Linked DNA regions of Homo sapiens: regions 2 and 3 are each linked to region 1. Evidence: chromatin loops called from intact Hi-C (ENCODE). Cell type or tissue: mammary epithelial cell. All regions are shown on one strand. Links, peaks and the distances in the headings refer to the core of each region. The heading gives the core; the rest is flanking DNA. Region 1 overlaps TMEM266 (transmembrane protein 266). Region 2 overlaps FBXO22 (F-box protein 22). Region 3 overlaps SCAPER (S-phase cyclin A associated protein in the ER).

Region 1 (8,480 bases), core at 330-8,329:
GCTGGGGATGGTCGATGTGAACCCCGCATGGTCCAAGAGTATGGGGCAAGAGATGAGGAAATCAGCCAGGTCAAAAGAGAGGGTTTTCCATTAAGGGACAAGCAGAAAACAGGAGGAGAATGGTCTGTGGGGGCCAGATGGTGAAGGCCATCAATGAACATCCCCATCGCCCACTCCAGGTGGATTTCGAAGTCCATTGCAGAACCACATCTTTCTGCTTTCATGCCGGCACACAGGGGCCAATCACCAAGCAAGGGGCTACAGAGGAAACCCCAGACTGAAACTGGGAGGAGCTCAGGAGGGTTGCCAGATCAAGCGCAGTATGTCCAGTTACATCCCAACTTCACATAAACAATGAGCAATTTTCTAGTATACCCTAAACATTGCATACAACAGACTCATACTAAAAAATGATCTGTTGCTTATCTGAAATCCAAATTTAACTGGGAATCGTGTATTCTTATTTGGTAAAGTTGGCAGCCCTAAACTCAAGAGCCAAGGGGTCCGGAGAGGGCCTGGTGAGGGCGGCTGTGATTTGATCAGAGAATGCATGGGAACCCTGGGATGCAGGCAGAAAGCCAGGATGAGCTGGGGAAAAGCGCATGGGAAGGCCATCTGTCCCGAAGGGGCAGGAGGGAGGGACCTGGCCAGGGAAGCCAGGTGCTCAGATGACAGCTTTGGCCCTGCTGGGCTGGAGGCTCCCAGAAGCCTAAAGCTGCTGCCCGCAGCAGTGCCAGCGGCACAGCGCTTCCATCCATTAACGAGCCTTTGCATTTTAAGATATCTTTGGCTATCATCACTTGGCCACCCTCCTCACCTCCTGATTCTTCCTTCCGGCCTCACCTACTCCCCCTGCTTCTTTTCCCACGATGTGACATTCCTGCCTCCCCTTTTGCCAGCCCCATTTTCATCCTTCACACCTCTCACCCCAAGTTCACACCCAGCCTCCAGCCGCCTCAGCGCCCCCGGAAGCCGGTTCCCCTCCTGCCCTCTGCCTGCTCACTCCTCCCCCACAGCTCTAGCATGGTCTTTTCTAGGGCCCAAGGACACCTGGCTCCAATTCCACATTCTCCCCAATGCCCATTACCGTTGTCTGCGGCCCCTAAAACTGATGGCATGTCATTGTCATTTGAAATCTGAGCCAAGCACCTTCAGGCGGTTATGAATAAAAAGGGCAGCTGCCAGGGCCATCTGCCTGGGCTGGCCAGCAGGAAGCCTCGTCTTCACGTTCCACGGAAGGTGCCGGGCATTTGTTCACCTTCGTGCCTTGGACATCCCTAAGACACTGCTCCTTCTACCCCAGAGGAGGGTCCTGAAGGGAGTAGGGAATGAAACGAAGCATTGTATTCAGGAGCACTAGTTCCATATATTCAGTTCCCTATCAACAGGAGACTCAGACCTTGACCTGCCTCCAAGGGAGGAAAAGCCAATTTATATTGCTGTTTAAAATGTCGTTTTTTTCTTCTTTTTTTTTTTGTTAGAGAAACTTACTAACCATATCAGGTGGTTAGGAAGCTGCAGGAGGTGGGCGTCTGGAGTTACCTGTGGTCTGAAGTCAGCCCATAGTTGGCCTGGCCCTGACACCAGAGCACACTCCTCAGCCTCAGGGAAGAGCCAGGTAGAGGACTGGGCAGATGGCAGGATTCGAATGCCAGGCAGGGGATGACGGCCTTGAAGTCAAATGAACGCCGCCCCCACCATCAGCTAAGGTAGGCAGCGTGATCAAGAGAGGCGAAAATCCCTGCTCTTGGGCAGGTTACACTCTAGTGGGAGAGAGGGTCAGGCAATCAATACAACAGGTGCTGGTGTGATGGGTACTACAAGGAAGACACGCAGAGCTGGTGGAGGGATTAGGACGGGTAAAGGATGAGTTGACATTTTAAATATGGTGGTCAGAGCAGGCCTCAGTGAGAAAGCGACATGTGAGAAAGCTGATGGGGGTGAGGGGACAGCGATCCAGGCATGGTTGAAATGTACACTAAATAGGGACTGTTTCTGGTAAAATTCTATTCAGCCCCGAAGTACCTCCAGTATGAGAAACACCAGGGTGATGGGAGCCAGGAGCTGGACCGGGAGGAGGATAGGGCTTCCCCCTTCAGCAGGGGGTATAGCTCACCACCCACCACCAGCTAGGGCAGATGCTGCTGGTGCAGCCACAGCCCTTGGCACAGCCAACACACAGCACCCAAGAAACCCGAGGCAGCTGCACAATCAGGCCTGTGCCACGCTGCTCTGGGCCTGTCCTTTCATTCTCACGCCAGCTCAGTTGTCCCCTGCCCACACTCTGCCCTCAGCGACCCACCCCTCCACTGTGCCAGTCTGGGAGTGAGTTCGTGCAGGTCTCCTTGTTGGGGGTACCACTTGCATCTTGCTCTGTGCACCCCCTCCTCTTGGTAACCCCAGGGCAAGGCACATGGGGGTGACTCGACGGAAGTGGAAGGACAGAAGACCACTGTCAAGGAAAAGATGGTACCCAGGGGATACAGTGGCTGGTGAGGCCTGGCTGCCTTGGAGCAGGGAGCCATGGAGACTGGGGGTGGGATCTGCCTCCAGGTCAGTGGATCTCAGCCCAGCTGCACACTAGAGCACCCAACAGAGCTCTTAAGAACTCCAATGCCCAGGCTGCACACCAGACCTCCTGAACAACAACCTCTGCGGGAGGACCCAGGCCTCCTCAGATGACTCCAGTGTGCAATCAAGGTGGATGGAAAACCGCTGTTCCAGGTCCTCGATACTCAGTGGAATCTACAGAGCAGCAGCAGCAGCATCACCTGGCGCTTGTTAGGAATGCGGCGTCTCAGCCCTTCCCCGTGCTTGCTGAATTTGAGTCTGCATTTCAATGAGATCCCAGGTGCTTTGGGTGAGAACAAATGCTTCTGGCGGCCTACTAAGAGGTAACAGGTATCTCAGAAAGGTAAAGGGGGTATGGCAAAGGGAGTTTGGGAGTAGGAGAGATGAGACAAAGAAGGCAAGCCAGGGTCAAGCAGCCCTGGAGCATCAAGGAAATAGTGCAGGCAGGCTATGTGTGTGGGGTGGGGCAAGAGTGTTCAGGTAGGTTCTGGGCTCCTTCCTGAAGAGCAGAAACACAGGGCAGGGCTGCACTAGACTGCAAGACCACAGACCCCAGGGCTCCAGAACAGGGCCCTGGAGGGTGGGTTGGGGGCTGGGAGGCTGGGCTGAAGCCGCAGGCTTTTGGTTGACCAGTGTTTGAAAATCCCAAGCTGCCAATAAAATTTCATCTGAAATTCAGATGACTCGGACATTCCTAGAAGACTGTGTTTTAGCAGTGAAATAGAATGTGACCAGTTTCAAAAGATTCCTGAGTGGTTCAGTAATGACTCAAGGGGCTTAGTGGGCCAAAGGGGAAATCAGCGTTGACTGTTTAATTAGAGAAGGTGCTTTCCTTCTGTCTTCAGCGTCGGCCCATCAAGGCCCCAGGGCTGGTTCTCAGGGTGGTGTTATCCCCAGAATTGCCACGAGAGGGCAGGCGTTTCCCAATGTCCTGTCTTGGTGCTGCTGTAGGGAGGGTACAGCTCCAGGGGCCCGGCTTGGGCTGCCAGAGTCTGCAAATACCAACAAGCAGATGGCATGTCCTGGCAGGTGGGCGAGTATTCTACCATAAGGTAGTCACTCTTGAGGCCTCAGAGAAATCCTGGGGTGGGAGGGGAGGCTGAGTACCTTCACTGCTTCTGCTTCATAGTCTTAGGTGTTTGCATAAAAAATTCAAAGAATAAATTCTAGAATATGAAAATGAACTGACAAACTTCCGGCAGAGGCTTTATATGCGATAAAGCCACAGGGGTGACCTGGAAGGAGCTGGCTCAAGCCACTGCTCTGTCAGGCAGCGTTCCCAAGCCTGGCACTGAAACAGCCCCAATCTGGAAGGGGAAGTAGAGCCGTGTGGCGCCAGGATGGGGAGGGCTGTGCTTGCTTCTGTGGGGCCTGGCCTCTCCCACCCCACAATCCACTATGCAATTGGTCTGCAGTGGCTGCCAGGCTGTCTGTGGCTGGGAGGACACGTGGTGGCAGAGAGGGGAGTGACTGCACTGAATCTCCTGAGGTGCAAGCTGGGGAGTGGCTAGAGCAGGGGGACCGTGGAGACCCTCAAGGTGTCCTAAAAGGGGCTCACAGGCAGTGGAGAGTCACGGCATCAGCCCATCTCCCTGAAGGCAGCCAAACTAGCTAACCCTGTCGGCCCTACTTTGAGATTTTCATCCTTCAAGTTCTCAAGGAAGGAGCTGAGGGAGGTGATCAAAATGAGACTGGAAGCTGCCTGGTAGCAGGAGCCAGATCGAAGCCTGGGGCCCTGGGCTTCCCCAGCTGCTGTCACTCTGCCTTCAGGAAGGCTCTGCTAGACAAGGGCTCAAAAGCTTTCTGGACTGCAGAGCTCTCCAGCAGTGGATACAAGCTATGCCCTTACACCCCCCAAATGCACAAAACTACAGCACTGTGCATAACATTCCAGGGAGTGCACGGACTCCTTGAATCTCACTGACGGATAATCTAAGGATACCCAGGCTCCAGGTTAAAGCCCCAGGATTGGGTAATTTGGGGCCCCGCCTAGCTCCACTCGTGCCAGTTCTATGATGCTGAACACCTGTGTCCTGGGTGTCACAGCTGACTTTGCCAATGGTTTTGTTGGTCAGCAAAACCCCTGGGTCCCACTTTACTATATTTATTCCAGATGATTAAAATATTGGAGAAAGCCATGAGGCTGACTGAAATGTAACTTCTGTCATTGACATGGACTTTAGTTTTATTGATTAAACAAACACTTAAGATACATATTGTGCACCAGGAGCTGTTGTGAGCACTTTACAAATGTTAACTCGTCTAGTTGCTTTAAAAGGCAAGTCCTTTTTTCTCTGTTGTCATGGAGGGGAAAGCCAGACTTTTCCATCTGTTTGGCTGTTGCTGGCAACTACTGTCTCCAAATCACAGTTGTACCACTGACTGAACTCTGAGTGCAATCGTTGAGCCTTAGTTTCCTAATCCCTGAAATGGAGATATCTGCTTTGACAGGTTGTTGTGAAATTTAAAAATATTAAAAATAACATATGTCAAGCCCATAACACAGTGTTTATCCTATGATCTATGGTGATGATTTAGATACACGGTCATTAGAAGGGGGATGAATAAACAGTTTCAACATTCATTCCATTCCAGGCATGGTTCTCATATGACCACCAAATGCTAGGCACTGTATTGGGTACTGGGCCCAGGAGGGTGGTCAGAGCCTTCATCCTCACGGAGCCTACAGCCTTATCCATGAACTCTGATGATCCAATGTGTTCCTAGTTCTAGACCACTCAAAAGGCAAAACAAACAAGGGGAGGAAAAAGGCAGGAAAGAAATGGGCTCACTGTGTATGATGTCTCTAAAGAGATGCATAATCTCAACCTGTGAGAACCATCAACCCAATGCCTACAGGGACACCCTTTTACAAAACATCTGCAATTGTTAGTGGGGCTTCTTTCTCACCCAGAGAGAACCAGAACCACAGGAAAAACACTGTTAAGCTTCCCCTTTGTTCCCTGTACCCAATTCCAGGGGGCAAGCCACAGCAGCACACAGACTCTGAGATGCGGGCTCATAAACACACACCACGAAACCAGAACTCTCAGGATGGAGGTGAAAGGTGACTCTCCCAGAGCTCTGGGATAACTAAATAAATTGAAGTTTCCATACCGGCAGCTTCAGTTCTGCAATCAGAGCTAAAGATTAGCCCTGCTGCCTTGCGGGAAGAGAGGGAGGAGGGTTGTGTGCAGCTGGGGTCACCAAAGTCTGACATTTGCTTGTCCCAGAATCTCAGATTTTTTGCATCCTCGGAAATGTCAACGCTGGGAAACAGTAGGGTATGGTGGCAAGAGCTCAGGTGGGGGGTGAAGGGGTGGACAAACTGCCATACACTTGGCAACCCCCACCCAGGGCACAGTGGCCAACACACACCATGGATTGGCTGTCCCTTCTTGGGGGGACAAAGGACACTGACCACACATCTCAGAAGGGCTGCCATGTAGGTGGGCTGTGCTCAGGAGCCACTTGTCAAGTCTTTGGCAAGGGGTTCAAGGTTGACTTAGGGGTGGGAATGAGGTGCTGTTGGATGAAGTGCCTGTAAAGTCCCCGCCACCCTGAAGTCCTCAATTCTGGAAACCGGCCCCAAGTCTGAGAATCTCCTTGTGCTGTGCTTGGAGGACAGGACTGGCCTGGAGGCGGTCAGCTTCCTACCGGGTGAGAACGAGGGAACAAATCGGCACCCCACCCACCAGCTCTTTCCAGGTTTGCTGTGGTTTGGCAAATCCTGGGTCAGCCATGATCTCCCTCCTTCTATTTGGCCAAAGTCAATATTCAGGTGCTTCTGCAGATGACTGGGGACTCCCATTCCATCCCAGCACCATAAATTCACCTAACTTTCCTTGCCGGACGTGGCCACGCATTTAAACTTTCCTCCCCTCTCTCCAGGAAACATCCCCGACACACCCCCGACCCAGGTGGTCGGAGGCGCTCCGCCGCCATCTAGCGGTCACCCGCCGCTGTACACCCTGCGCCTTGTGAGCAGGTGGGGACGGACGGATATTTTGCTGAGAAATAATACATCTGTGAATGTATTGCCTTTTTTCCTTTTTTAAATTTATTTATTTTTATACAGGGTCTCACTCTGTTGCCCAGGCTGGAGTGCACTGGTGCAATCCTGAGAAGCTGGGACTACTGGCGCGCACCACCACGCCTGGCTAATTTTTAAATTTTTGTAGAGAGGGGTTCTCACACTCCAGGCTAGTCTCCAACTCCTGGCCTCAAGCGTTCCGCAGGCCTTGGCCTCCCAAAGTGTTGGGATTACAGGCGTGAGCCACTGCAACCAGACTTAATTGATTTCTTTAGGAAACTTCTCTGGGGTTCCTGGACCCCAGGACTACAGGAAAGGCAGCTAACCAGTGCTCATCAGGAAAAATGTTTTCGTCTAAATTAAACTTTTATTCCGTTGTTGGGGCATCAAGAATTCTCCTTGAAACCGGAGCCTACTAAAAATATCAAGGGAGTGAGGGGTCACAGGGTCAGTTTGGGGTCCAGGGACAGCTGACTTGCTAGAGAAAGGAGTGGTGTTTTATTATAGACAAATCTCACTGGCATCAAGAAAGTGGATTATCGAAGCTCCTTTCTTTTCCTCCCTGAGAAAAAAAGGATGCAAAGCCATCCTAAATCATATGATGCCGAATTTCCAGACTCTGCAGTTGCATGGCCATGGCAGGGATCAATCTGCCTCATAACCCTGAACCCCAAAAGGCTTTTCCTTCCTCTACCAGGACGTTAAAACCTTACTAAGTGAAGTTGGCATGTTCTGAGGCAAATCTGATTTCCTTCTTCTAGGGTGACTTTGTGGAGAAAGCATGGAATTAGCAGGGATGCTCAGAGGTGAGCCAGCCAACAACCACAGTAGTAACTTCTGAGGCATAAGAAGCCTGGGGCCTCCCGTGCAGCTCTTCCTCGACTCCACAGAGATCTAGGGACCAGCTCCCAACTCCCTCCAAACACTCCAAACAGAACTGGGCTTCCCCTTCTCTTCTAATCCTTATTTGCATGCAGCCCCACCCATTCACTCACTGATTCATTCATTCAAGTCATTCCTTGATCAGTCAACACCCCTGTTCCAGGCTCAAGTGATCTGATCCCTGCCGTGAGGAAGCCCCTGGCCCGGTACTGGAGACCGACTTGTAAAGAGAGGAGCAGAGCTCATTGTCACCCCTGGGTGTGGTGATGGAGGTAGGAAAGGTGCTATGCATACACTGAGCTGAGGACCTAGCCTGGTGGGGTTAGAGGAGAGAAGACTTTCTGGAGGCTGTGGCCCTCAAGCCAGACAGTACAGGAAGAGAGAAGGGTATTTTGGGCTATGGCTTAGTAGGTCCCTACCCCTCCTTTTTCTTTGTCCCCAGTCTTTGCTCACTGGCATATCTAAAATTATTTCAGTCCTTATTTAGAGATGTTTGCTATATTGGGTCTGTCTTATTTTTCTAACCTGAAATCCCGAAAAATATCCCTGTGCCCCCATTATGTTTTTTTCCTCTGAATGTAAAGTTTGGCAGAAATGTGCTGTTGGCATCATCTCTAAGTAATAACATCCATTTATATCTGCCCAAGACCCGAACTTCCTCCAAGCTTCCCCTGCCTAGGAGTCCAGCGCTGACCTCTCAGGCTGGGCCTTTTAGAACCCTAAGATATAAAATAACTGTCTTACTAAACACTGAATATCTTTCATTTCTTACTTTATTTTTATTTTTGACAAAGACTATCCCACTTCCTCACCCATGACCATCTTTGCACCCTCTTTTCACTAAAAAGATGGGGAGCATCTTTATCTCTATGTGTGCACAGAGTGTCATTTATAAAGTGGGGGTGACGACCCCCACCTTGCACCACCATTTCTCCTACGGGTCTGTGGGCCTCTCTAGGGTGCAGACTCTGGTCTCTCTGAATTTTCTCTTTTG
Region 2 (8,480 bases), core at 210-8,209, 230 kb after region 1:
TCACAGTGGTCTCCCAAATAAAGTCTGCCTCATTGTCTTGAATAGATGTCAGCATCGCTTTTTTTTTTTTTTTTAACACTAGCTTCCTGTCACTTCTGCTTTCTCAAGGGCTGGGCAACTTCGAAGGCAGAACAAGTTCAATCCCTTGAGCTTCAGCACTGATTCTCTCTGCTTCACACCTGGTACTGCCTATGACCCCTCAAGACTCTCTATGATGTCCTCAGATAATTTTAAAACTTTGTTCTTCTTCACACTTTTTTGGAATCTGACAAGTCATTAAAGTTCTATTTTACCCCTCTTGGTGGCTGGCAGAATTCAAGACAAGTAGTTAAAGGTTCAAAAAGCAGGGAGCAGAAAGAACCTGAACAATCTACAAGCTAGATCACCAGATCACCAATCTCACAACAAACACTAGTACAGAGCACCGTTCTAAGTACATTATAGAAATTAACTTATTTAATGCCTGTAACAACCTGTTACGTATTGTTTTATTCCTAAAAAGTCTGTGAGGATTCAATACTTCCAAAATTCACATTTAACATGCAAATTATATCCATATTACAGAAGCTAGATCAGACCAGACCAAAGTAAAATTAAATACACACCCCAGAACTGGCTGCCAGAAAGAACTGTGCCTACTGAGCTATGGAAAACACAGGACACTTCCAATCCTCTCCTTCAAAGAGCAAAGGCAACTGAATTCTTCAGAACTTCCTCTCTTGACCCTAAAATGTAAAAATCAATAGGAAAGCTTTTCTAATGGGACTCTCCGCAAATAAAACTCAAATCCAGAAAATCACTGTGCCCCAAAAGGCAATGTTACAGGTTTGTGCTTCACCTAGAAGAAAGTCAGAAGGATATTTGTAAAAGGAAAAGAGAGGGAGGATCCCAGGTGTGAGTCAACTGTTTGCTATATAACTAACCACCTCAAGCATTCTCAAAGGAGCAAAGAGGCTCTGGCTCTCAAGCTGAAGTCCATCTTGCCAACGCTCAGCAGTGCTAGGTCTGCTTTCTCAAGCTCTCCTGTCTGTGGTACAGACAGGTAGAGCTGCCAGGCACTGTAGAGCTGCCAGGCACTGCTCTGAGTCTAGAGCCCCTTCCCTGGATTACATGAAGGTTTAGAGGAAGAAGTGCATGAGCACTGCCAGGGAGGGAAGCTTCTCTCCCCTCCTCTGTTGCAGCTGGGGCTTTCAGACTGTGCTTTGGTGGGCAAAGCGTTCCAAAGATGCCTCCAGTGTAGGTGGAGGAGAATAAGCAACCTCAGTTCAAGGCCTAACATGCTCCCTTCACCCTTCAACCTAGAGGCTCTGCTTTTACCTGCTTTATTTTTATGTTGACATCCCATGTAAGACTGTACAAATGAAGTGTTTAAAACAAAAGCTAAGAAATGGCTCAAGGAGATCCTTACTGAGTAGTCTCAATAAAGCCTTTGCATTAGCAGAAGGGAGGGATGTCAAAATAATATTACAGCAGTACCAACCCTGGACAATCAACATGCACTACTGAGCCTCCTCCCCGGCCCTCCTCCTCAAATCACTGAAGCCAGTCCCTTTTGCTTCAATCACCATTAATTACCTGATGATTCCCAAATTAATATCTTTCCTCTAGACCATTCTCTAGAGCTCCAGGCCAACATATCCAACTGTCTATAATCAATATCTCCATCTCAAATTCCAAACATGTCCAAAACAGAACTGATAATCTGATCTTCCAACCCGCACCTTCAAATCTTCTTCACCTTAGTCAATGGTACTATACAGCTGCGCTAGCCACATACCCGCATGACATCGCTGTCACCTCCCTCATTCTCAACACCTAACATCTCATCAGTCACCACATCCTGTCCATTCAGCCCCAAACTTCATCTTGAATCCATTCACTTCTCTTCAACTCCACTCACCACTGCCCTGCTCCAAGCTGCCATCTCCTCTTTCCTTAACCACTACAACAGTCTGTGTCTCCTGCATATACTTTTTAAAAAAAATTATTTTAACTGAAAAATTTAAAAGGCATATATTTATCATGTTCAACATGGTGTTTTGAAATATATATACACTACTGAATGGCTAAATCAAGCTAATCCTGCATCCACTCTTGTACTCCAAAATGATCACCACATCATAGCAAGAGTGTTATTTTGAAAAGATCTATCAAATTATGCCACTCCTGTGTTTAGAAACCTGGCTTCTTGCTGCACTTCCCTCAAATATTTTTGATCTGTGGTTAGCTGAATCCATGAATGCAGAACCCATGGATATGGAAGGCCAACTCTACCTAAAATTAGGACACAAGATAGCAAGTGAAAGAATGAAGATGGCCATTTTAAGCTGGGCAAAGCTTCAATTTCCAGAAGAAAATGATGCCTTGGAATAAGCCAAAACTGCTGACATCAAGCAGCTCAGGAAAGGACACCTATAAGAAAGCTTCACAGAGCACAATAATTCTGGGGTTGTTTTTCCTTCCAGTTTTCTCATTCCTATACTTGGCACTATAATGCAAATATGATCTAACAAATATAGCAATTTTATCACAAAAGGGTTTCTGCTGCTCAAGATTTTGGCTCTTATAAACTGACAAAACTAGGGTCCTAGCTTCAACCAGTGCCACATATCAGGGCCTCATCAAAGATTCCCAGGATGCTCAGGTGGACAGAGGACAGAGTACTGCCCAGGAAACAGCTATGTCACCTCTCTGGACAAAAAAGGCAGCACACAAAAGGTTTGGCCATATGACCTTTAGCAGCAGCACTGAATCAACAGCCAAAACAAGCATCTCTAATGGGGTTTGATTTTTCCCAATTTCTTCTCCCAATCCCGCTCCTCCTGTCCCAGTGTTCCTATTTCTGGTCTCTGCACCACCATCACCCTTGTCTCCTAGGATCAAAACTCAAAAGTAATTACTGAGGCTTCCCTTCTCTTTCACATCTAATCATTTGTTCATTTCCTCCAATTCATTCCCTAGTCCTCATGCCCTAGTGTTATTTCTTGCCTGGACTCTAAAGTGGTCTCCCGCTTCCAGTGTCTCCCCACACAGGAGGGCCACATTCACCTCTGCTCGATGACATCTGAGTAACAGCTACCATTTTCTGTGTACAGGAGCTAAGCCCAGACTCTTTAGCCTGGCCTGAATGCGCCCCACCCTTTGTTCCCATGACTTCCCTGCACATAACCTTTGCTTGCAAAATGATTACTATTTCTCCAACATGCTCTGGGATTTCCTGGCTCTGTGCCTGTGTTTCTATGTTCCTTCAGCCAGTGATATTACTCATCCATATCTCTCATATGCTTCCCATCCTTCAAGGGCTTAAATACCACCTGCTTCTGGAAGCCTCCTTGATCCCTCCCACTGGCAGAACCCCTACAGCAATCTACCCATTCTGCTCTCACAGAACACCTCACATACTCACTTGGGTTATGATTATGCAGTCAAGCACCACATAACACTTTGGTCAAGGACAGCCAGGCGTGGTGACACGCACAGTAAGCATATGCAACAGTGGTGCCAGAAGATTAACAGAGCTACAAAATTCCTACTGCCTAATGTGTAGCACAACGCATTACTCAAATGTCTGTGGTGATGCTGTTGTAAACAAGCCTATTGCAGTGCCAGTCGTATAAAAGTATAGCACATACAATCACGTACAATGCATACTTGGCAATGACAATGAATGACTATGTTACTGGCTTATGATTTACTATCCTATACTTTTAATTGTAATTTTAGAGGTTACCCCTCCTACTTATTAAAAAAAAAAAAAAGTTAACTGTAAAACAGCCTCAGGCAGGTCCTTCAGGACGTATTCCAGAAGGAGGCACTGTTGTCATAGGAAATGACAGCTCCACATGTATTACTGCCCTGAAGACCTTGCAGTGGGACGAGATGTGGAGGTGGAAGACAGTGATATTATCTTGACTCTGTATAGGCCTAGGCTAATGTGTGTGACTGTGTTTTAGTTTTTAACAAAAAGCTTAAAAAGTTAAAAAAAAAATTAAAGGTGGAGAAAAGCTTACAGAATAAGGATATAAATGGAAATTTTTTTTGTCTAGCTAAAGTTAATTTATTATTAAAGAACAATTTTATTTTATTTTTTTGAGATAGAGTCTCGCTGTCGCCCAGGCTGGAGTGCAGTGGTGTAATCTTGGCTTACTACAACCTCTGCCTCCCAGGTTCAAGCGATTCTCCTGCCTCAGCCTACAGTAGCTGGGACTACAGGCGCACACCACTATGCCCAGCTAATTTTTGTATTTTTAGTAGAGATGGGGTTTCACCATGTTGACCAGGCTTGTCTCAAATTCCTGATCGCAAGGGATCCACCTACCTCGGACCTCCCAAACTGCTGGGATTACAGGCATGAGCCACTGTGCCCGGCCAAACAAAAATGTTTCAATTAATTTAATGTAGCTTAAGCATACAGTGTTTATAAACTATATAGTAGTATACAGGGCTAGGCCTTCACATTCACTCACCACTCACTGACTCACCCCACACCAACTTCTAGTCTTGCAAGTCCCATTCATGTTAAGTGCCCTATAGAGGTATACTGTCTTTCATACCATGTTTTTACTGTACCTTTTTAATGTTTAGATATGTTCAGATACACCAATACTTACCATTGTGTTACAACTGCCTACAGTATTCAGTACAGTAACATGCTGTCCATGTTTGTAGTCTAGGGGCAATAGGCTACACTGTATAGCCTACACATATAGTAGGCTGTAACATCTAGGTCTGTGTAAGTACTATGACATTCACACAACAACAACATTGCCTAAAGATGCATTTCTCAGAACTCATCCCCGTCATTAAGCAACATATGACTGTATATGTATTCTTCATACCTTTTCTGGAATGTCACTGAGACAGAATCTACATCCAGTTATGTCACCTTTAACATGCTGAATAAATTTTTATTTATTTATTTATTTTTGAGACAGGGTCTCACTCTGTCACCCAGGCTGCAGTAGAGTGGCGTGACTTCAGCTCACGGCAACCTCCGCCTCTTGGGCTCAAGCAATCCTCCCACCTCAGCCTCCTAAGTAGCTGGGACTACAGGTGCGTGCCACCATGCTTGGCTAGTTTTTTAGTTTTTTTGTAGAGGTGAGGTCTCACTATATTGTCCAGGCTGGTCTCGAACTCCTGGGCTCAAGCGATCCTCCCGCCTCAGCTTCCCAAAGTACTGAAATTACAGGCATGAGCCACCATACCAGCCTGAATAAAATTAATGTAGGAGTTCTACATTATGAGCCAATTGAATATAGATAGTCATCTCGTCAACATCAACACATTGATCATCTTCTTCCTTCCTTGTACTAAATTTGCTGCCATAAATCTTCCCAGAATCTGGGCTATGTTGCCCTGGACTGGCTTACTCCAAGGCCTTCAATGACACTTGATGCTTTTACAGGCAGACTGCCAGGCAACACACAAAATGGTTCTCAAACCAACATGTCTGACCACAGCCATTCCTTTGAGTTTCAGACCTACTATTTGCTAACCACCTGACCAACTCTGAAAAAGACCTAGTTTGCTGAACTTTGTTCGCTCCAGCTAGCCTACCAATATCAAGTCTCATTATGTTATTACAAAATCACATAAGCTCAGCACATAGCCACATTTGCTCCTAAAATTCATTTTGCCTTTACACTTAACAATGGGTCAGTTTTAAGGGCACTATCTGACCTTTTCCCAAAGGAAGTTTGGCATCCTTAATTTAGAATAGCTTTAACATTTCTGCTAACTCTGCTATTTACATACCCTAAGAGCCTTAACTCTCTACTGCCATTAAAGTTCAGTTTCCTCATCAAAAATATTCCATAAAGAATTCTGTCTGGCAAAGCTGTGGTGAAGATTAGAAGTGCTGCGCAGCACAGTATCTGGCATACAGTACCTCCATAAACATTGGCCATCGTTAATTGTCACTTCAAGCCCAGACACATGTATGCTCCTCTGGCATGTGGCTTCTGAATGAGCTAAGGACACTTAGAACCCTACTATTCCCCCCACAAACTACAAGGCCACACTGCAGATGAAGGGCCCATGTGACACACAGTAAAGCCTGCCTAGGGTGGAGGCCAACACTAGCATCTAGCTACAATCTACTGTTGCTAAGCGTTTTATGAAAGTCATTTCATTTAATCTTCACAATTCTGTGAATTCAATGTTAGTTATTTCCACTTTATAGATGAGGAAAATGGAGGTTTAGAAAAATTGAAAAACTTGCCCTAACTGGAGAGCCAGAAAGTAGCAGAACTAGAGTAGCTACAAGCCTGCAATCTTTTAAGGTTGACTACCTTCTATTTATTTTTTAACTGACAGATAAAATTGTATGTATTTATCAATGTATAACATGTTTTGAAGTATATATACATTGTGGAAGGGCTAAGTCTAATTCACATATGCATTATCTCACAGTTACCATTTTTGTAGTAAGAACACTTAACAGTCACTCTCTTAGCATTCTTCAAGAATATAGTATATGGGCCAGGCACGATGGCTCACACCTGTAATCCCAGCACTTTGGGAGGCCGAGGCAGGTGGATCACTTGAGGCCAGGAGTTTGAGACCACCCTGGCTAACATGGTAAAACCCTATCTCTAATAAAAAGACAAAAAAAATTAGCCAGGCATGGTGGTGCATACAGCATGTAGTCCCAGCTACTCGGGAGTCTGAGGCATGACAATCACTTGAACCCTTGAACCCAGGAAGTAGAAGTAGCAGTGAGCTGAGATCATGCCACCGCACTCCAGCCTGGGCAACAAAGTGAGACTCTGTCTCCAAAACAAACAAAAAAAAGAATATATGGTCACTGACTATAGTCTCCATGTTGTACAACAGACCTCAAGAACTTATTCCTCCAAAACGAATTTTGTATCTTTTGACCATCATCTCCCCAAAGCCCCTCCCAACCACCCCAGATCCTGGTGCCTGCCATTCAACTCTATATTTCTATGAGAGCAACATTTTTAGATTCCACACATGAGTGAGATCATGCACTATTTGTCTTTCTGGGCCTGGCTTATTTCACTTAACATCCTCCAGGTTCATCCATGCTGGTGCAAATGACAGGATGTCCTTTATGGCTGAAGAGTATTTCATTATGTATGTATACCACATTTTCTTTATCCACCATCAGCTAATGGACACTTAGGTTAATTCCATATCCTAGCTATTGTGAACAGTGCTGCAATAAACATGGGAGTGCAGATATCTCTTCAACATACTGATTTCATTTCTAAGTCAGCATTCTTAATAGCTACACTACCCTGTGTCACACCAGAGCTGGCTGTTGAGACTTTCCACCATCTACTTTGACCTGACCACCCTCTTCCACATTATTAAGAGGTTCCCGGCTGAGTCTTTGCTGCTAATGCCTCTTGTTCTGTGCTTCCCCTCCCATCCACCAATGACTTGCAAGTTTTTTTTTTTTTTCCACATTGTCAGGGATAGTTGTAAAAACTAGTCTCAATGTGTATACCCCCTTTTTTTCCTCATCAGTAAAACAAATTTTACCTTTGCTGCTACACAATTTTTTACTCCAGCTGGTTTAAGTCCCATTTCAAATAACAGAGGTTTATCTCTATAGGCTGGCTGATCTATGCAAAAATGAGGTGTTACCACTGAATAGTTTTTATGCCAACAGTGATTTTTAATGAATGAAGTGAATTCAATCAGTCCATCTGCAGATGTAGATAAAAGGCTAAACGCTGCTTTCCTTGAGTAATTCGTTTGTTGTTTACTATATTAAGTTAAGCTTTCCCATCCAAGCTTAGACATTAAGCCAACCCTTTACCTCTTCAAATTCACTTCAGGGCTCCATCCACACTACCTGCAGGATGTTTCCCAGCACACCCCTTGCTTGATAGACTTGCCTTAACTCATATATTTCCTAAGACTCATCAGGGTCACTTTACTTGTTCCCATCTTTCTAATTAGTTCACAAAGAACTAACCCGCGTATTCTAAAAACTTCTAAAATGCTTGTTACTAGAATAAAAAAGGTTAACAAAACAAAAATAGAGCAAAATGAAATAAACTATTAGAGCAAGAATTCCTTAAAATTCAGAACTAAATACAAACAAGTTTATCATCAACAGAGTATTTATGAAAAATTTTTCATCTCTGGTTCTCTTGGGCTTTAATGCAAGTAAAATAATTTAAAAAGTAAATCAATTCTACCAAACATGTATCACACTGGCCTCTGTGAATCACCTGTTTGAATTAGCCACATCTCCAGTGACAGGTGTACTTAATTCAGATTCTCCCAAAGGAACCTAATATCCACCAACTAGCCAGAATTAAAAAGAAAACAAAATTAATCAATAAAATGAGCAGTTAATGATAAATAAAAGTAACTTACCTACTTCAGTGAGTTGATGTCTTTCTAATGTTAAATTCTTTGGATCCTTAATAAAATGAAAGGGTTGTATTTTTATTCCTTCAATTTGAGGGAATAATAAAGCAAAACCAGATTCTCCAATTTCT
Region 3 (8,480 bases), core at 385-8,384, 720 kb before region 1:
TTACTTGTAACTACTTCTAAGGTTTTTTGTTGTTGTTGTTGTCGGTACTTTTTAACCCTAATATGTCTATCGTTTGTCTTTTTATTTTACCTTTTTATTAAAAAAATTCACAATTTTATTCATAATGCCTATTGATTCGTGGTATGATCTTTTGTTAGTTTTGGAAAGTTCTCAGCCTTTATGTGCTCTAATCCCATTTTTGTTTCTCTTTTCCTCAGATTTCAGTTTTTGCTTCTATGTTTGACCTTTTTAAAAATTTCTTATGTCTCTTTTGCTCTTTTCTATTTTTTTTATGTTTTCATTCTGGATATTTTAGTCTAACTAATTCACTAATTTCTTGTTAAACCCATTCATTGAGTTCTTAATTTCAGTTTTTTGATTCTTCAGTTTTATAATTTCTACTTGATTCTTTTAAGGTATCTAGTTTTCTGCAGAAAATTTCAATCCTTTTATTTTCAGTTCATATTAATTAGAGTTACTTTAAAATCTATTTCTGATAACTTTTATTACTTGGCTAATGTGTGGGTATATTCCCTTTTTTTATATTTTTTCTTGGTTTTTAGTCTTTGGACTTGTTTTCTAGTATGCCCAGTAATTTATTTTATTTTATTGCTGCATAAGAGATGTACATAATTTTGGGGTACATGTGATAATTGATTACATTCATATAATTTGTTAATATACTTGGCTGTGTCTATCAACCTAAATATGTCTTTTTGTACTAGAAACATTCAAATTATTCTTTTCTAGCTATTTTGAAAAGCATAATAAAGTATTATAACTATAGTCACCCCTCTGATCTATCTAACACTAGGTCTTATTTTTTCTATCCAACCATATATTTGTACCCATTAATCAACTTTTTATCCCCACCCACCCCACTCCACTACTTTTCCTGGCCTTGGGTAACTACCAGTCTACTCTATATCTTTATGAGATCCACTTTTTTAGCTCCAACATATGAGGGAGAACATATGATAGTTCTCTTTCTGTGTTTGGCTTATTTCACTTAACATAATGACCTCCAGTTCCATCTATGTTGTTGCAAGTGACAGGATTTTATTCTTTTTCATGGCTGAATGATATTCAACTTTGTATATGTAATACTTTTTCTTTATTCATCTGTTGATGGCACTTAGGTTGATTCCATATATGTGAATAGTGATGTAATAAACATGGGAGTGCAGATAACTTTTTGATATATTAGTTTCCTTTATTTTGGATATATACGCAGTAGTGGAATTGCTGGATCATATGATGATTCTCTTTTTAGTTTTTTTGGGGAACTTTCATACTGTTCTCTATAATGGCATACTAATTTTCATTTCCACCAACAGTGTACTTAGGGTGCCTCTTTTTCCACATCCTTGGTAGCATGTTATTGCCTGTCTTTTTGATAAAAACCATTTTAACTGCGTGAGATGATATTTCACTGTAGTTTTGATTTGCATTTCTGTGGTGATTAGTGATGAGTCTTTTTTCATATATCTGTTGGCCATTTTGTATATCTTTTGAGAAATGTCTATTTAGATCTTTTGCCCATTTTTAATTTGGATTATTTGTGTTTTGCTAGTGAGTTGTTGGAGCTCCTCATATGTTCTGGTTATTAATCTCTTACTAGATGGGTAATTTCCAAATATTTTCTTCCACTCTGTGGATTGTCTCTTTGTTGATTATTTCCTTTGTTATGCAGAAGCCTTTTAGTTACTAATATAGTCTCATTTGTCTATTTTTGTTTTTGTTGCCTGTGCTTTTGAGATCTTACACAAAAATTCTTTACCCAGACAAATATCCTGGAGCATTTCTTTTAAGTTTTATTTTAGTAGTTTCATAGTTTCAGGTCTTACTTTGAAGTTTTTAATCCATTTTGATTTGATTTTTTGGTATGGTGAGAGATAGGAACCTAGTTTTATTCTTTTGCATAAAGTTATCCAGTTTTCCCAGCACCATTTATTGAATAGGGTGTTCTTTCCCTGGTGTATGTTCCTGTCAACTTTGTCAAAGATTAGTTGGCTGTAAATGCATGGGTTTATCTCTGGGTTCTCTATTCTGTTCCATTGGTCTGTGTGTTTGTTTTTATGCCAGTACCATGCTGATTTTGTTACTGTAGTCAGGTACTGTGATGTCTCCAGCTTTATTCTTTTTGCCCAGGTTTGTTTTGGCTGTTTGGGGTATTTTGTGTTCCATATAAGTTTTAGGATTTTTTTTTCTATTTCTGTAAAGAATGTCATTGGTATTTTGAAAAGGGATTGCATTGAATCTGTAAATTGCTTTGGGTAGTGTTGTTTTAATAGTATTCTTCCATTTCATAAGCATGAAATATCTTTCCATTTTTTATATCCTCCTCATTCTCATTCATCAGTGTATTACAATTTTCCTTGTCTGGATCTTTCCCTTTTTTGGTTAAATTGATTCCAAGATATTTTATATTCTTTGTAACTATCGTAAATGGGATTGCTTTCTTGATTTTCTTTTTTGGATTGTTCACTGTTGGTTTTTGTATGTTGATTTTGTATCCTGTAACTTTACTGAATTTGTTAATCAGTTCTAACAGATTTTGGTGTAGTCTTTAGGTTTTTTGGTTTTTTTTTTGAGACAAGGTCTCACTCTGTCACCCAGGCTGGAGTGCAATGATGCGATCATAGCTCACTGCAGCCTTGAGCTCCCAGGCTGAAGCAATTCTCCTGCCTCTGCCTCTCGAAGTGCTAGGATTGCAGGTGTAAGCCACCACACCTGGCTGTCTTTATCTTTTTCTAAGTAAAAGATGTCATCTGCAAACTAGGCTAATTAGACTTCTTCCTTTCCAATGTGGATGCCTTTTATGTTTTCATAACTGGAAGGGGAACCAACAGATTAGTAGTTTATTTCTTGTTCACTTAATAGTTCAGTGTAGGTATTCAGCATGTGACCTTTCACATTTTGATGGGACTAAATTTTTTTTTTTATCTTATGACTCTATCATTCTTTAGAGAGGTCTGCTAGATCCTATGCATCTGGCCAGTAAGTGGGGAATTGAGGGAGAGAACATAGCTGATGATGCAGGAGACTTAAAAAAAAGCAAACCCAGACCTGGACATAGCTTACCTCATTTTCCCCTATATTCTAGCATGCAGAACTTAGTCACATGGCCATCTGTCTGCAAGAAAGACTGGAAGGTGTTGTCTAGCTTTGTGACAGGAAAGAAAGCAAGTGGTTTTGATGCATATTGTAGTCTCTGTCATGGAGGCTGATACAGTATTAGTAATTTAGGTTTGAGATGATGATAGCTTGGACTAGGGTGATGGTAGTGGATTTACATTCTCCAGTTGTGTTTAGGAGATAGACTCGGTAAGACTTGATATATCATTTAGTGTATAGGCTAGTGAGCTATAACAGAGACTCCAGAACAGAGTAGCTCATACAAGAGAGAAGTTGTTTCCCCCTTATAATAGTTTAGCCATCCTTAGTTCATCTATGGTTTTACCTTTAGATGGTGTGAAATATTGGTAAAAACTGATAAAGTTATCGTAAATTACTGAACAGGATTCCAGCTTATCATTCTGTAATATTAGGAAAATTGTACTAGTTACATGGTTTCTCAGGTAAGCTGCATGACTAGTAATCTTGTCTTCATGCTACCCAAAGTATTAAGGGCGTTAGTAGTGGGAATTTAAGAGAAAGGTTCTTTTCTGAATTATTCAGAAAGCTGAAAAACATTGGAAAAAAGATACAAGAATTTCATTTTATGGGCAGATAGTGGTATGAATGGATTTTGAAGAACTTGTATAAAGTAGAAAGTTTTATGGAGACAGATACATAGACATTTAGTAAACAGTACTTGTAACCTTTTCAAGATTATGGGGAAAGTTGTTGAAATTATTTAGATATTTTAAACCTAAGAGAAAGAAGTTTCTTTGGGAGCAAGTCTCAGAAGTACCTAGCCTCTTTGGTAACTATTGTAAACACTTTCTTAGATTATGTACTGTAAGATTTGAACATAAAAACTTTCACTGAAGGCTGATCTTTATACTTTTAGTTGAAACATTAAGTATTTGAACAGGCCTCTGTAAAATCTCCATACAGCACTAGGTGGCACACTGTGACTTTGGATGAAAATACACATATTTTGTTGAAGACTCCTGTGAGAAAAGAACCTAGGTTAAAAAAAAATACTGTTTGAAATAGACATCTATTTTATGAAGTATCTCAGAACCATGTATTGCATTTCAAACCCTGATACTGATATTAAAATGCTTAAAACTATTTTATTTACATTACTACTGACATTTTTATAAGAACTGGACTACTAAAAATCATTAGAATTTATGGGTTTTTACTAAAAGGAATCCATTCAGCATGTATTACAAAAAGCATCTGTGCTTTAAAATGAAAAATGATTTTCAATCAGATCTTGTAGTAAGATGAGTAGTTATAATGTTTTTGCTTATCAAGTATTGGAATTAAGAATAAAATCAAAGTCTTGAGCTAGTGGTTTTTCTTTGAATGTGTGTCTGTGTATATGTACTAAATACAAAAGAGCTAACTTGGTAAAATTTATAGTGGAGCTGAAATGTTTATGGAAGTAAAGAATGTTAGATTTGAAGTTTTCTGGTCTAGTGTTACAACATTGCTATTTTGTGATTATCCATTTTAGTTCTTGGAAACTCATTATTTTGTGAAGACTCTTGACTTAGAATGTAATGTATGGCATAGTGAATTTTCTGACCTGATATACACACACACACGCACACACACACACACACTCAGTGTCTCTCTCTGTCTCACAGGATGTTCTGTGATTGTGTAAGGGAATTATCTGAAGTAGAGCTGAAAAGTAGGCCATCTATTTATACTTGTTCATTTGGCCTGGAAGCAATAGTGATACCCTTGGTTAGAACAATGCTAAATGATAGATGCCAGTGTAAGTTAGATAGAACTGACCAATACTTAATGGGAGATGTGCTTAAGCTAAAGGACGAAGTTTTCTGGTGTTACATTGATTGGAAAGTATGAGAATGAGTAGAGAAGTGACTTTTGCAAATCTACAGGACACTGAATGGGGTTTGGACAGTGATCATAGACAAATGAGTTTCAGTGAAAGACCTTAATGAGTCAGGTAAGTAGATGACACATGGATATTCAGGGTAAGGTCAGAGGAATGAAGGAATATGGGTACGGATGTTTACATTAAAGACGTAAAAAGTGACAAGTTCTGGAGAGGAAAATTTGGGTTAGACTCTCATCACAGAGAATTAGAGTAGAAGAATATAGTCTTTGTTTTTCTGGTAGTTGGATATTAGTTGGCGAGTTGATTCATTTTTGTACCGAAACCTGTTTCCTGTCACTCACAGATTTAGCACCTATTGTCATTCCCTCTTTCTTACCATAACACAATTTGTCTCTGTACTGGATCATCCCCATCAGTATGAAAGTATGATATACTATCACTCATCTTAAAAATCCATTCTGTTTATTTATTTCTTTGTTCTCCTTTATGACGAAACTCAAAGTATCTTAATACTCAGTATCCCCATTTTTCTCATCATTCTGTTTTGAACCGTTTTCAGTCAGGATTTTGACCCTACTATACCACTAAATAGGCAATAAGTTACCAATTTATTAGAGTTTATTATAAATTATTACTTTTATCACTTCCTGGACAATGCAAGGCTGTCAGTCTTATGGCTGTTGCTTTAAAGGTAATGAGTTGATTTTTCCCTCTCCTCTGTACTCAAGATTTTTCTCTTTGTTTCAGTTTATCATCAGTTTTTCTGTGATATGCTTAAGTGTGGTTTTCTTCGTATTTATCCTCTTTGGGGTTTGCAGAGCTTCTGGGAGAATTGGGCTTATATCTTTTTCTCAACTTTATTTTATACTGTCAAAGAGATTAATGGGATAGTTGGTGAAATGTAAATGCTGTAATTTAAATAATAATTCTGTATCAGTGATAATCTCCTGATTTTGTTAGTTATAGTATAGTGATATAGGATAGTATCCTTACATATATAAAATACATAGTGAAGTATTTACTGCCAAGGAGTATAACTGCAGATTGTTCTCAAATGCTTCAGGAAAAAAATGTGTGAGGGTATGTTTGATATTCTTTGTGTGAATTTATAACTTTTTAGTAATTTGAATTTATTTCAAAATGACAAGTAATATGTGTCTGTTTATCTCACAGTTGGCTTCTTACCATACAGCCACATTGTTTGTTTACATACTGACTATGGCTGCTTCACATAAAATGGCAAAATTGAGTAGTTGTTACAGAGGTCTTATGGCCTGCAAAGCCTAAAATAAAAAAAAAAAAATTATTATCTGGCCCTTTGTAGAAAATCTTTGCTGACCCTTGCTCTAGAGTGTACTATAGTGACTTTTTTTTCTTTCCCTGAAGTGATGCTACTCATTAATTTCCTTCATTTGAAAATAATGTATTGCTTTTTCTTCACATATTCCCCAAAAGAGTAAAAATTAACCAGTGGGTGGGGAGAATCCAAACTGGAAGGCAAATAGTAACATACTCCCAGGTGAAGATGAGAACTAATTACATGATTTTGGCAAACAGTACTTTGGATATTGTAAGGTTAAAGATAAGAACCATACGTAAATGCTGTAATGTAGTTAGTAAATGTGTTTCTCATAGGAGTATGGGTTAGCAACTTTGAAACTACTTTATGTGTATATTAGAATTGAACAGATAAGTAAATAAGTTGTAGATAATGAAAACTGGGGATCTTATGTTGGAGAAAGAAGTTTCAGACAAGCAAAGCGAAAGGCTAAAATGAGCCCCGTGGCTTAGGATTGAAATCAATCAGTATAAACTCACGGTTTTTAATATCTGTATAGAAATAGATCCAGGTGTGTATATTGTGTGTTAGGGTGCATTCATCTAGTTCCTATTATCTCATTCTGTGAGTTGACTGGGTGATTTTTGTGATGTGATGTTGGCTTGGGTACTGGCATGGCAGCAGTTTTCTAGGGGCTCAGCTGGGCTGGAATGTCCAAAATGGCTCACTCACACAGTGGGTAGAGGATGCTGTCCTCTGGGAATTCAGCTAGGGCCTGTCAACCAGAGTGCTGCCCATGTGTGGTCTCTCTACTTGTGGCTTGGGCTTCTCATGGCATGACAGCTGGATTTTAAGAGTGACTGCCCTAAGAGGGAGCATTCTAAGAGACTCAGGTGGAGGCTGCAAAGCTTCTGATGACCTAGTCTCAGAAGTTATGCAGTGTCCCTTCTGCCGCATTTTATTGGTCAGAAAGCAAGTTACAGAGGCATATTCACGGGGAGTGGATTACATGAGGGCATGAACACCAGCAGGTGTGGTTTTCTGGGGCCAAGGGAGGCATCTTTGAAGACTACCTACCATACTTGTTAATTCATATATTATTTTTTACTCTTACATGTTTGCTTCATTTACTTGGATTGTTAGCTCTTTGAGGACAAGCACAATACTTTATATATTTATATTTTTCTTTATATTCTCCTCAGTCTCTTACTTGATGCTTTTGCACATAGTAATTGCCTCGTTAAATGTATTGCGCTTTAGGATTCCAGGAATGCTAAAAGTCCAGGCTGGCAAGAACTATAGGAGGGCAGGGAGGCACCTACTAATTGGACTGGGATTTTGGGCTGGCCCAGTGGTGAACTTGTTTCACAAAGAGGCAGGTTTCCCACACAGATTTAAGGATTAGATAAGGAGGCTGCATCCTCGTGTTCACATGGGTGTTTTATGATCTCTTTCTTCTCATAGATACTTGGCTTATAAAAACAGACTATTTTGATATGACATTCATTAGTGGGGAGGCAATTTCCTTTATTTTACTGGACCTGGCTCCCAGCTGGCACAGGGTGTTGGTGGGGCTGAATCTTAGGCCCGTGTTCTTAGGCCAGGCAGGGCTAGAGCAAGCAAGAAATTACGTATGTTCTGTGCAATAGTTTGAGTTTTAAAAATTGCAATTTAAATTTACCTGTTAACAGCAATTATTATTTGAATCCTGATAACTTGGAGATAAAATTATGTAGCTAAAAATGGAATGTTGACTTACTTTAGCGCAATCTCTAGAGAATTAAAAAAAGCGTTTTCCAAAATATTTTATGCTGAAGAGGTCTTTTAGGGGAAATATATAGGATGTTTGTGAAAACTGGTCTCTTTCACACTTGGACTTGTTGATATGTAAGGGATGGTGCAGATATTAGTCCACAGCAGTGTTGGTGCTCTTTAGGCCACTTTTTCAAACCTTAGATTATATTTATTATTTAAATAATTTGTTTATTTTTTAGAGTTACAAAACTCAGTGTTTTTAGATCTAAAAAAGACTTGTGACTTCCTTTTCTCTGTTTAACCACCCACCACATCCCAAATTAGTTTTAAGTGTTTTCTTTCTGAGAAAAATGTGAGAAATAATGACTTTGTTAAATATATATTTTGACTTATCTAATAATCTAATAAGTACCATCTTTTCCATACATAGGCTTCATTCCAGCGCTCCAATAGTCATGA

The links. Peaks named below come from ENCODE experiments on the same cell type or tissue, not always from the same donor. Only the 100,000 strongest peaks of a DNase experiment are listed, where the experiment ranks them.
Region 2: a loop joins it to region 1, with 3 times the contacts of the local background. A loop is called at or near these places in 3 of 110 quality-filtered maps.
Region 3: it touches region 1 in a loop (14-fold over the local background); 8 of 110 quality-filtered maps call a loop at or near these places.

Annotation. Positions count from the first base shown.
Region 1 is chr15:76,146,131-76,154,610 of GRCh38, reverse strand. All of the region lies in intron 3 of TMEM266 (transmembrane protein 266), which reads right to left. Among named protein-coding and RNA genes, the nearest start is that of TMEM266, 90 kb to the right of the region's middle. RefSeq lists enhancers at 2,316-2,946, 3,242-3,331, 3,702-3,791, 3,415-3,993 and a silencer at 4,267-4,530. In mammary epithelial cell, for the core only: CTCF peaks have their summits at 3,475 (motif pointing right) and 6,526 (motif pointing left); a DNase peak (open chromatin) is centred at 3,430; H3K27ac peaks cover 629 bases.
Region 2 is chr15:75,917,270-75,925,749 of GRCh38, reverse strand. FBXO22 (F-box protein 22) reads right to left here. Exons shown (of 7, transcript NM_147188.3): 5 at 8,356-8,480. Among named protein-coding and RNA genes, the nearest start is that of FBXO22, 18 kb to the right of the region's middle. In mammary epithelial cell, for the core only: a CTCF peak has its summit at 3,798 (motif pointing right); a DNase peak (open chromatin) is centred at 3,229.
Region 3 is chr15:76,862,505-76,870,984 of GRCh38, reverse strand. It overlaps SCAPER (S-phase cyclin A associated protein in the ER), which reads left to right. Exons shown (of 32, transcript NM_020843.4): 3 at 8,452-8,480. Among named protein-coding and RNA genes, the nearest start is that of SCAPER, 39 kb to the left of the region's middle. In mammary epithelial cell, for the core only: a CTCF peak has its summit at 4,063 (motif pointing right); no DNase peak of the experiment used is centred there.